Linked DNA regions of Homo sapiens: region 1 is linked to region 2. Evidence: chromatin loops called from intact Hi-C (ENCODE). Cell type or tissue: heart right ventricle. All regions are shown on one strand. Links, peaks and the distances in the headings refer to the core of each region. The heading gives the core; the rest is flanking DNA.

Region 1 (2,837 bases), core at 1-2,500, 260 kb before region 2:
TTCATAGGGCTTTGCCTTGGGGAAGCCCAGAATGGACCCATGTTGCAATTTGAAGTCTTCCAGTTCCTTTGGGTCAATACCATCTGGATTCCATATACTCCCATCAGACTCACCAACAGCAATACATTTAGCACCAAAACGATGTAAATATCTCATAGAGTGTAGGCCCACATTACCAAATCCCTGAACAACAAATGTTTTATCTCTAAACCCTGGTGTCATTCCTAAAATGCTCATGTAAGAAGCTTCATTGATGAAGTTTTCAATCCCATGGAAGACACCACGGCCAGTAGCAGAGATGCGTCCATGGATTCCCCCTTGGCTGATGGGTTTACCAGTAACACAGGCGTGTGCATTAATATCATAGTGCCCTATGGTGCTGGCATAGGTATCAGCAATCCAGGACATCTCCCGCTCACCTGTGTTCATGTCTGGAGCAGGCACATCAACGCCAGGACCAATAAAGCCCTTCTTTGCTAGCTCCATGGTGAACCTCCTTGTGATCTTTTCCAATTCATTTTCGGTATAGTTCTTGGGATTGATCTTAACACCAGCTTTAGCACCCCCAAACGGCACATCAACCACTGCACACTTGTATGTCATCAGAGAAGCCAAAGCTTTTACTTCATCTACACTCACATCAGTGCTGTAACGGATACCTCCCTTGCAGGGCGTGCGGTGCTGGCTGTGCTGGGCCCGGTAGCCTTCGATGACCTCCCAGGAGCCGTCGTCGCGCCGGATGGGGAAGGAGAGACTCAGCACATGGTTGCAGGGCTTGATGATCCGCAGGATGCCGCGCACCCGGTTCCGCTTCTGCTCCTCGCTTTCCTGGGTCCTCAGGTCCTTCACCAACTTGTCCTCCACGATGCTGGCGCCGCGATCGAAGAAGCCCTCCACCATCTTGAAGAAGTTGGGGTCGTCCTCGCGGTCGGCCACCAACTCGCTGTAGTGGCGCCGGGCGGCCAATGCGAGCCCCGGCTGCGAGGCGGCGGCGGGCTGTCCGCGGCCCCGGCCCAGCAACGCGGCCGAGTGGTTGGCCGCGGAGCCCAGGGCAGCGGGCCCGGCCCGGGACGGCAGCAGCGCTTTGGCCAGGTAGCGGTACATCGCGGCAGGCGGAGGAGGGGTGCGTGACGGTCGCGGAACAGGTGCGCTTTCTCAGACTCCCCGCGACTAGGAAGGAAGGGTCCGGCGCGGGTTGCCCTTTTAAGCCGCAGCTTCCTGCCTGCCCGGCTGTCCCCTCCCCTTGGGCGCCACCTAACGGGGAGGACGGACTTTGGGGGCAGGGCGCCAACCAGGGCGCCGGACCTCCGGGTCCGGAGGTCCGGGGCGCCGGACCCGCCGCGGCCTCGCCGGGCCTGGCTGGCCTGTTTGTTCTATACTTCTAATGTTTAATAATTACCCAGAGCTTTGGATATATGCAATTCTGCAAAATAAATCAAAAGGAGTCAGAAGGCAATTTTATTTCCTAATAGACCCTTAGTTAGAATTTAACTTAAAAGCCATTTTTAACAAATGTAAACAATATCTCCCCTCCTCTCCATCAAAGTCTGACGGAGACAAATGAAAAGATTTTTTAGAAGAATAGGACTATATCAAGACCAAAAAAAAAAAAAAAAGCTAAGAAAGGGTACCATCAACAATCTTTACAGAACTTCTGGAAAGTAAAAAGCAAATGGTACTGGCCTGGGGAATAACCAAAGAAAATGAAACCTCAGCCCCGGATGGCAAAGGTAAGTGCAATTCTTCCAAAGAGAGCCCTGAGTGAAATTTTAAACAGGAGTGAACAAAACAAAAAGCAGAGATTGGGCCCTAGAGTACTCATGGCCTTATTTCATTTAATAAGTTGCATCCACAAGCAGTGGACCAGGAGGATCCTGCCCCCTCTCAGATAAAAAAGAGCAATTGGCAATGGCAGCTTTTGCCCCTTGGACAATGGTTCTCAAACTTGAGTATGCAACAGAATCACCTGAAGCACTTATTAAAACACAAATTTCTGAGATTCACTTGGAAAATTCCTTATTCGGCAGTCATGGAATGATTCACCTAACAACATGAAAGCATCCTAGAAGCTTTGAGTTAAACTATTAAATTATTTGCAAGAAAAACAACAATGCTGCCAAAACATACAACATAATGCATGTTAAAAATCACAGGATGTCTTATTATGAAGAACAAGGCAAAGATGCCTACATTTGCCATTTTTATTCAACATAGTATTAGAAGTTCTAATCAGAGGAATTAGGCAAGAAAGAAAAAAAAACAGAAAAAAAGTAAAATTACCTCTGTTCACGTATGGCATGACCTTATGTGTAGCAAACGCCAAATATTATACAGAGGGAGAGAGAGGGAGACAAACACATACACAGAGGTAATATACAAATTCAACAAAGTTGCTGAATACAAAATAAACACAAAAATATCAGCTACATTCCTATATGCTATGAAGTAAATATCTAAAAAGGGAACTAATAAAACAATTCAATTTACAATACTATCAAGAAGAGTAAAGTACTTAGGAATAAATTTAACCAGTGAGGCAAAAGACTTGTACATTGCAAAATACAAAACATTGCTGAAAGAAATTGAAGGAGGCATAAGTAATGAGAAGACATTCTATGTTCATGAATTAGAAAACTTACAATTATTAAAATGGATAATACTTCACAAAAGTGATCTATAGATTTAAAGCAATCCCGATCAGGATCCCAATGATGTTTTTGGTATAAATAAAAAAGTCTATTCTAAAATATATATGGAATTTCAAGGGGCTCAGAGTACTCAAAATAATTTTGAAAAAGAACAATGTTGGATGATTCAAATTTCCTGATTTCAAAACT
Region 2 (2,911 bases), core at 310-2,809:
CAGAGTGAGACTCCATCTCAAAAAAAAAAAAAAAAAAAAAAGGGTCCTTCAGGAGTTGAGGAGGGATAAGTTCTCTGGAATGAGTTGGGAAGTGGCAAGGTGATGGAAAATCAGCCTTCTGGGAAATGGGGGAACGTTTCTTCCTCCAAGACTATGAACACTGCTGAGAGGGGACCCAGGGAGGTTGAGACACAGTGAAGCAGTAGCAGATGTGCACCAAATGCAAGAGGACCTTGAAACCAATGCCAGCTCTGCCTCCAAGAACAAGCTGCTTATGTCTGATGACTCATTTCCCAGGACAAGGCCAGTTCTTGGCCAGCAGCCACTAAGAATGCTGCAGCAGGGCACTACTCCACACTGGTAGGCGTTGTCACACCCAGACCACCTCCATTGGTCTTCAGAAAGTGTGCCCAAAGCCTAAAGCCACCTCTGACTTTATGACATTGAACTATTTCATTCCATTTGGCCAATAGAAATGCAAAAAGGATGAGAGCAAACCAAGGAGGGGAGATTGCAGTTCCAAATCATTCCACAAAAATGGTCTCTAAATGCATCTGAGCTGGCTGCTTATAAAGGGCAACACAGGCACCAAAAAAAAAAAAAAAAAAAAAAAGAAGAAGAAGAAAAAGAAAGAAGGAAAGAAAGAAAAAGAAAAGAAAACCTGACTACCCAATCCTTAAAAATTGTTCAAGAGTAAAAGCCCCACAAGTCTGAATTCCAGAAACCCAAGGCGGGTGGCCTTTTCAAAGAGCTCAGTTGATTTTATCACCATCCCTAGTCTGAATTCGCTGCACATTTCCTCCCTAATCCAGGATGCGATAAGAAACCAACATAACAAGAATTCATCTTCCCCAGGAAAAGGTGAGCATCTCTGAGTTCAACAGAGACAACTGGAACCTAATTGCATTGCCTCTTTCAAAGCCTTCCAGTAAAAGTGTAAAACGAAAGAGGACTGAAAGAGGCTGCTTAGCGCAGCTACAATGTGATCACATTTTCTTTTGAAAAATGACACACCAAGTAGCTGCCATTTTTAGAAAATGGCAATTTCATCTGAAATCAGAGCAAGTGTCACTCTGCAGCAAAAAATAAAATCCTTGTTTCAAGAGCTTTGGAACCTGGTCCCCAAACAGCAGTATTTCCTGGCTATATTTGATTAATATTACACAAAGGGTAGGATGAAGGGAAGGTGGGTCTGGAAAAGGAAAAGCACCTTTGTGAAGAAAAACAAGTATGTGGCCTTCAGGGAGCTAAGCACATGTTTAATTTTGTGTTTTAAACTTCTCAGCAGACTGCAGATCTATAAAGGGAATCACTGAAAGTGAAGATAACGACGACTTACCCAAAGCATCATGCTGTTTTCCGCAAGACAGGGCGAGAAGTGAGAAAGCAAAATCTTTGCTTCAGTTACACAAACTCCCTCTCCTTTGCAGAGAAACTTGCTAGCTGAAATGGAGCCAGATGCTAATACGGGAGCCTCAGCAAACAGCTATGTGCTTGTCAAACACTGACATCTACTGGTCAGTTCTGAAATGGCTTCTTTTTTATTTCTGAAAGACCAGTCAACTAGACAAAAATAAATTCCCTTGTGCTTTTTATTGGAGGCTTTTTCTTCTTTGGCCCTTTGAAAATTCTTAACCCGTAATTTAAGTTTTACCTCTGTAAAATATACAGAGTTATTTAATTTATATTTTGATTCTTTAAGTTATAAGATTGTTATTAAATAGGGCATGAGAAAAAACGCAGAATATCTAATCAGAATTTGTTGAGTATAATAATCATTTCTTATATCCATAAAACACTAATGAGTTTCCAAAGCATGACCAGGTATATTATCTCATTAGGTATTCAACAACCCTGTGAAATGGGATGATCAAGACCATCCTATTTTACAGAAAGGACACAAAGGCCCAGAAAAATCTAGCTAATAAATCCAAGGTCATAAAGAAAGTCACAGGTGATGCTAGTTCTAGAACCAAGGTTTTCCAACTTATAGGCCAGGACTTTAATCATTGAGGCATTTATCTCCACATTTCCCCTTGTGGAAACAAATAAATTACTCTCAGCTGGTGAGTATAGAGGGAAAAGGCAAATGGGGACACGCAAACACACACCCTCTTTCTTTTGCTTTGTACTATTAAAGTCCCGACATGAACTAATGAGCAGAGGGAGAAAGCTGCTGTGGATGAGAGCTACACTCCATTTTAGTACTTCAAGAAAGATTTGGTCAAAGCTGATTAACCCATTGGGCATCATAAACCTTTCTGTCCAGCATACCAGAATCAGCCACCACAATGAAGTATGAAAATTGATCCTTAAAAAATGCACTGAAATGTCATTCAGAGAGATTGAGGGCCAGTTACTTAATGCCCAGATGTATTCACCCTCCCCCAACCAGGGCACACAGTTGCTTCCTGATAATGCTTACAAGCTTCCTAATTATTATCAAAATTAAAGGTACATAGGGAACCTTGAAACATGGGAGGCATACCTGAGAGCAAGGTGGGTAGATCATTAACGAAATTTCTCTCTTCTGTGGACAACTTACCAAAGGCATCAGAATTTTAAACTGGGACCTTTTTTTCCCCCGGAAGAATTAGCTGGGTTTCTAAAACAAAAATCAAACCATGGAGGTTGAAACACAAGTGAGTACTTCATAAATATTCCCTGGAATGAAAATATTGCCAGGAGATTTCTGAAGAGGGCATGGAGCATCTGCCTTAGAGGGCCACTGCTAAACTTGTCCTGTTGCCACTTTGCTAAGGAAAGGAGGAGCTTAAGAATGTTGTGGGGTTGAGGTGGTAGGGAGTTAAGAAAGACCAGCAAACTAGACAGCTGAGTAACACAAATCAACTCTCGGGGTTTAAATAGCCCTGTCCTGAAGCATCTTCATGTCTAGAAAACCAATGTATCA

The links. Peaks named below come from ENCODE experiments on the same cell type or tissue, not always from the same donor. Only the 100,000 strongest peaks of a DNase experiment are listed, where the experiment ranks them.
Region 1: it touches region 2 in a loop (4-fold over the local background); 1 of 110 quality-filtered maps calls a loop at or near these places.

What each region holds. Positions count from the first base shown.
Region 1 is chrX:121,045,952-121,048,788 of GRCh38, reverse strand. GLUD2 (glutamate dehydrogenase 2) reads right to left here and starts at 1,179. Exons shown (of 1, transcript NM_012084.4): 1 at 1-1,179. The coding sequence starts at 1,104. It overlaps LOC105373328 (a long non-coding RNA gene), which reads left to right and starts at 1,315. Exons shown (of 4, transcript XR_938572.4): 1 at 1,315-1,730. In heart right ventricle, for the core only: a CTCF peak has its summit at 1,220 (motif pointing left); a DNase peak (open chromatin) is centred at 1,238; H3K4me3 peaks cover 1,194 bases.
Region 2 is chrX:120,788,815-120,791,725 of GRCh38, reverse strand. No RefSeq gene overlaps it. Among named protein-coding and RNA genes, the nearest start is that of CT47B1, 86 kb to the left of the region's middle. In heart right ventricle, for the core only: a CTCF peak has its summit at 1,502 (motif pointing left); no DNase peak of the experiment used is centred there; H3K27ac peaks cover 1,046 bases.